Regions from separate parts of the Homo sapiens genome. Here region 2 is linked to region 1. A link is a contact called in ENCODE Hi-C or POLR2A ChIA-PET data. All regions are on one chromosome and are shown on one strand. The core of a region is the stretch at or near the end of the contact, and the rest is flanking DNA. Distances in the headings are between cores, read along the strand shown. Region 1 holds the start of MYB (MYB proto-oncogene, transcription factor). Region 2 overlaps MAP3K5 (mitogen-activated protein kinase kinase kinase 5).

The links. A loop is a pair of places that touch in the nucleus more often than their neighbours do. ChIA-PET counts read pairs that join two places held with the same protein, here RNA polymerase II (POLR2A). Pooled maps may share reads with other maps.
Region 2: a pooled map shows a loop between it and region 1 (2.9-fold over the local background). The contact joins the enhancer-like site here to the promoter of MYB in region 1. A Hi-C loop is called at or near these places in 2 of 37 single-sample maps with no recorded cell type and 4 of 50 pooled maps. POLR2A ChIA-PET finds 5 or more read pairs at or near these places in 1 of 52 experiments (activated T-cell).

Annotation. Positions count from the first base shown.
Region 1 is chr6:135,179,862-135,182,561 of GRCh38, forward strand. It overlaps MYB (MYB proto-oncogene, transcription factor), which reads left to right and starts at 1,447. Exons shown (of 16, transcript NM_001130173.2): 1 at 1,447-1,675. The coding sequence starts at 1,653. RefSeq lists silencers at 566-675, 1,116-1,165, 1,236-1,455, 1,516-1,565, 2,615-2,694.
Region 2 is chr6:136,750,501-136,753,289 of GRCh38, forward strand. All of the region lies in intron 1 of MAP3K5 (mitogen-activated protein kinase kinase kinase 5), which reads right to left. Among named protein-coding and RNA genes, the nearest start is that of MAP3K5-AS2, 32 kb to the right of the region's middle. RefSeq lists enhancers at 1,128-1,227, 2,420-2,469. Within about 2 kb of position 1,276, at least 11 of the 41 ENCODE cell types and tissues checked have a DNase peak (open chromatin) inside an H3K27ac peak, as active enhancers do.

The sequences.
Region 1 (2,700 bases), core at 197-2,696:
AAACTATATAACAATTTTAAAGAAAGTCTAAAACACCAGATAGTCTTGAAACCTCGCATGCTTCACCGTTTAATAAAATTATGACTCATTTTAGTAAGAACATGCTTTTTTAGTAAGAAAAAATGCTTTCTGAGCTAAGTTTGAACTGCTGGGGCACATGGGACACCCACAAACCCAGTCAGCAGAAGTCTCAAACTCCTAAAAGATTAAAGGAAAAATACATTAGTGTGTACAGAGAATGAAAAAAAAATCCCCAATGGTTCTAATCTATAAACGGAAGTAAAACTAAAACTCCCCTAAAATCCCCCCAGTCATCAATCCTTATAAATTCAGCACTTATCTTCTTCCTTTACTTCTGGAGACCCTCATTAAACAACACGAAAGCCTTTGCTGACTTTTATCTCGTAAAATAGAGCCCTCAAATGACACTAAGCAGGGATACCGACCTCCAAAATCACAAACTGTTTTACTTCTAAAACCATGCATGCAAACGTGGGGTTTCCTGAGTTCTGCTAGGGGCGGGCTGTCTGGACCCCCGTGTATTTTTTTTTTTTTTTTTTTTTTTTTTTTTTTTTTGCAGGTGTGCAATCCAGGGTGCGCGCTCTGTGCAGGGAGGGGAGCAAAGGTGTGCGGTGGGCACCGCCTGGGCCGGGCGGGGCGGGGTGGGTGGGGCCCGGGTGTGTGCTGGGGTGAGAGTGAAGGACATGTGACAATACGACGGTGGCGGCTGCAGGATCCGGGAGGGGAGTGAAAGCTCCGCTGGGGCGCTCCATTAGTGAGCGGTGATGGTTGCCGCCCACTTGTATTGAAGCGTCCTTTGTCACTAACAAGTTAAATTAGAGATGTTATTTATTTAAGAAGAAGGAAAAAAAACCCTAGCCAAACAGCCTATGAATACATATGCTCACATCCCCTACTCCTCCAACTCCTAATTTCCCCGTCTCCAGAGGGCACAGTTGTAAACCTTGACGAAAATCCAATCTTCTGTGCGGGAATTTCCCCCCACCGCTTGCCGCCCCCGCGACAGTGAGTGGGAGCTGGAGGAGCTCTGGTCCCGCTGCCCGGGAGCACGCGGAGCCGGGCGACCGCGGTGCGGCAGCCAGGGAGGAGGGGAGGCGGCGGGACTGGGCGCGGGTCGGCGCCGCCGCGACCCGGGAGCGGGGTTTGCTCAGGAAAAGGCGCCGTCGCGGCCCCCGGCCACCCCTCCCTGGCCCCGGGCTCCCTGCCCGCGCGCCTCCCGGGCCTCGCGGCGCGCTAGGCGCACCGCGGCGGCGCGAGCGCCGAATGGGAGCGGCGACCCGGCCAGCCCGGCAGCCCCGCGGGCGGCAGCCAGGGCGACCGCGGAGGCGGCGGGCAGGGCGCGTGCGCACTGCAGGGGCGCCAGATTTGGCGGGAGGGGGAGTGTCCAAAGCTCTTTGTTTGATGGCATCTCTGTTTACAGAGTTTACACTTTAATATCAACCTGTTTCCTCCTCCTCCTTCTCCTCCTCCTCCGTGACCTCCTCCTCCTCTTTCTCCTGAGAAACTTCGCCCCAGCGGTGCGGAGCGCCGCTGCGCAGCCGGGGAGGGACGCAGGCAGGCGGCGGGCAGCGGGAGGCGGCAGCCCGGTGCGGTCCCCGCGGCTCTCGGCGGAGCCCCGCGCCCGCCGCGCCATGGCCCGAAGACCCCGGCACAGGTAACGGGGAGCCGGGCGGGCGGCCGAGGGCGGGGGCGCGCGGGGGCGCGCGGGGCGCCAGGCTCCCGGGAGCAGGTGGGAATTCGTTCCGGGATCATCTGAGGGGCTGTCAGACCCTCCGAGGACCTGGAGCCCCTGCCTCGGCAGCAGAAGCCGCTCCAGAGACTGATGAATGGAAGAGTCTTTGCGGGAAATGTATCCGGACGTTGGGAAGCACGCCCTGCGGCTCATTTTGCAAGTTGCATGGGGATACATTTTTCTTTAGGGGGAAAAAGAAAGCACGTTCCAGCCGAGGGCAGAGCGGTGCCCACCAGCCCCGGGGAGCCCACCAGGTGCCTGGCTTGATGCCGCGGGTGTCGGCGAGGGATCCGCAGCGTAATTGCTGGATGCATTGAGATATGTTTGGACTTGGAAGTGCAGAGCATATGGCAGATACAGGGAAAATGCTGGATTGTTTAGTAGCTGCAGGTAGTTCATTTAAATTTCATTCATTCTTTATGGAGGCGAGGACCAGTGTCAGCTGACAGGCGGCTGAAAAGCAGATTTTAGGGGGATAAAGGGGTCTCTACTTTTGCAAATTGTCTTAAGACCTGGTTTTGGAGGTTCGAATCATTTTTCTCTGAAAGGCTTTTACTTCCACTGCAAACATTGCACGCGCACCCACACGCGCCGCCGTCGCACATGTCACTGCACTTAGGGAGGCTCGCCGGGAAGATGGGTGCAGTCCCTTCACATTTTTGGCCGGACAGATGGGAAGAGGGAGAGGAGGAGGAGGAGGGAAATCCTCGTCCGAACTGTCAGTTGCTCGTTCCCCAGTCTCCACCGGCCTCTGGACTTTCCCAGCAGCACACGCCGGGGCTCCCTGCGAGCGGCGGGTGCCAGGGCTAGCTCGGCAGCCGTCGCAGTCGCCACTCGGCTCAAGGGGACAGAGGCCGGCAGCACCCAAGGCCGCTGCCGCGCAACCGGGACGCGATCCCCGCGGGCTCTGCCCCCAGGCGAAAGGTCCCTGCGCGGCGCGCACACGT
Region 2 (2,789 bases), core at 26-2,525, 1.6 Mb after region 1:
AGCAGTTCTCTTCAACGATGAAGGGGTGAATTGTTCATGTAGCACTTGAGTATTTTTGTTGTTAAAAATAATTTGTCAAATTACCGTTTCGACAAGATCATGTGGCATCTTTAGATAGATTTAGAATGTGTTGCTTTTTGAAAGCATTTCTGAATCTAGATGAAAAACTTCAGCCTTTTCCCCTAATTTATCTTTCGTTTCAATTGGAGAAAGGTCTTAAACTTGTGAAAATCCTGTCATTCTCACACATTTCATCTTCTTCCTCCTTCTAAAGAAAGTCATCCTGAGTCCTAGTCCTGCAGTGTGTTTACACAATTGTCTCCTGCTCCTAAGGATCAACTACAAAATGCAAAAATTTCCACAAATATTCCTACTTAGTATTTCGGGATGTCAAAAGTTCTGAGTTTCTTCAGAAATTTTTTCTGAAATAACTTTTCAACTCAGCTCATCAGAATGACTAACCAGAGAATACGTTCCTCTCTTTTGGGACCCTTCTGAGGTCAAATTTTCTCATGACTTATAACCCCAGTGAGTTGTTTTTTTCCCCACTTTTTCACCACTTCATCCCCGAGTAGCATTCTTTTGCTCTAATGCAGATTTCTCTGCACAAATCTGCTGATAATCTCTGCTTCTCTGTGGGCTCTGGCTGCTTTTTTTTTTTTTGGCTTATGATTTTACCACCTTCATTTTTTATTAGGTCATCAGAAGGCCCATTATCCTGAACCTTCCCACACATGTTAAGTGTTTATTTGGGAATTATGGCAATATCTTTCTGATGTTTAAATCACAGATTAGTAAAAGGAACTAAATTCCAGATGGCACTGCTGTAGCCCATGGGAATTTGTGAGAGTTAGAATTTACTAGCATTAAGGAAACACTCAAGAAAGCACTGATAGACTGTTAAATATAGTTATGAGAACTTTGGTCAAATCTAGTAATGATCTTTAGAAAAGAACATACTGATAAAGGCCTGCTTATTTCTTCCTTCTGTCCTATGCATACACAAACACCAAAATGCCTCTGAATGCAGAAATCTGCTGGCAGTTGCAGCTTGCAGGTGCTGAATTAAACGCTCCCTTCCCATCCCACTCAACAATCAGGCAGTAATGTTTTATGAAGTTTAAAGATGTGACCTCAGCCTAGAAAAACTGTGAAGACTGCTTAAGAGGAAGAAAGCATATTGGTATGCTTCTCTTTTTCTGGCCCAGAGTATGATTTGCTAATGCAGGCTGCTAAAGGGATGTGGTTATACAGAAAGTAGATTTAGGCTTGCATTCTTGTAATCGAAGCCACCAAACATGTAAAATATCGAAAACACATGAACTTAAAAGAACGAAGCCAAGCCACTCCTACTTTCGGAAGGTTGCCACCCTTGAGACATAGGTGAACTTTCAGTTTGATTTATGGCTTGATAGAATCCCAGTGACCACAGTAATCAGTTGGATTCTAGTTAAATTTATAGAAACATCTCTGGTATTATTTTTTAAGTCATCTTAATTTACTTTTCATTCTAGAGCCTTTTTCTCAGTGTGCTTCAGAGTTCAAAAAAAATTTTTACATTGGTTCTCTGCCTCCCTTCATTCCTACTTCCATCCCTCCTTCTCCCGTTCCCTCTCTCCCTCATTCATTCATGCACTCCACAATGAGTTAGCATCTACCCTGTCCCAGGCAAGGTTCTAGGCCCTGGCACTACAGAGATGATCAAGTCATAGTCCCTGTTCTTAGGGACTTACAGTTAGTGGGGGAGGAGACTTTTAAGCACACCACCTACCTTTCAAATCAATAAGGGCTGTATTAGAAACAGGGATGGTGCCGAGGAAACAACACAGTCAGAGAGCCCAGCTCTTCCTGAGGAGGAAGGTTGGGAGCTGGGTGGGAAGGTGGGTCATATCTGCCATTTCAGCTGGGTTTTTTTGTTTGTTTGTTTTTAAGATGGAGTCTCGCTCTGTCTTCCAGGCTGGAGTGCAATGGCGTGATCTTGGCTCACTGCAACCTCCACCTCCTGGGTTCAAGCGATTCTCCTACTTCAGCCTCCCGAGTAGCTGGGATTACAGGCGCGTGCCACCACACCCAGCTCATTTTTGTATTTTTAGTAGAGATGGGGTTTCGCCATTTTGGCCAGGCTGGTCTCAAACCCGTGACCTCAGGTGATCCGCCCTCCTCGGCCTCCCAGAGTGCTGGGATTATGGGTGTGAGCCACTGGGCCCAGCCTTTAGCTGGGTTCTGAGTGTGACTTTACTCCAGGAAGAAGATGAAGGGCACTCCAGATAAAGGCAGTTATGCAAAAGCACAGAGCTGTGAAAGGGCAGAAGTTCAGCGTGGCTGGGACAATGGCTGGAGGGGAAAGAGAAAGGGGTCAGGCTGCAAGTGCAAAGGTCAGCTTTTAGAAGGCAGACTCTGCTCCCTCTGCCTGGTACATGCTCATCCCAGATCTCTGCATGGCTCCTTCACACCACTCAGGCCTGGTTACCAACACCACCACCCCATAGTTCTTGCCCACATGCCCCACCCCCAAATTTATAATCCCTAGCTCTAGCCTACCTCTGTGCCCTCCAACACTTTCTCTTTCCTTCCTGGTACTTATCCCAACAGGAACCCACTATTAATTTATTTATCTGCCTGTTTATTGGGTGACATTTTTCTAACACACACTTTAGGACCCACAGATGCATAAAAAAAGAATGTCTACACTTTAAGTACTTTTGTTTTTAACATGGGAAGACTGTATTTAAATACATCTGAGTTGTCAGTCCATTAAAACAATAATAGGCCTTTACTGCTTTTTTTTC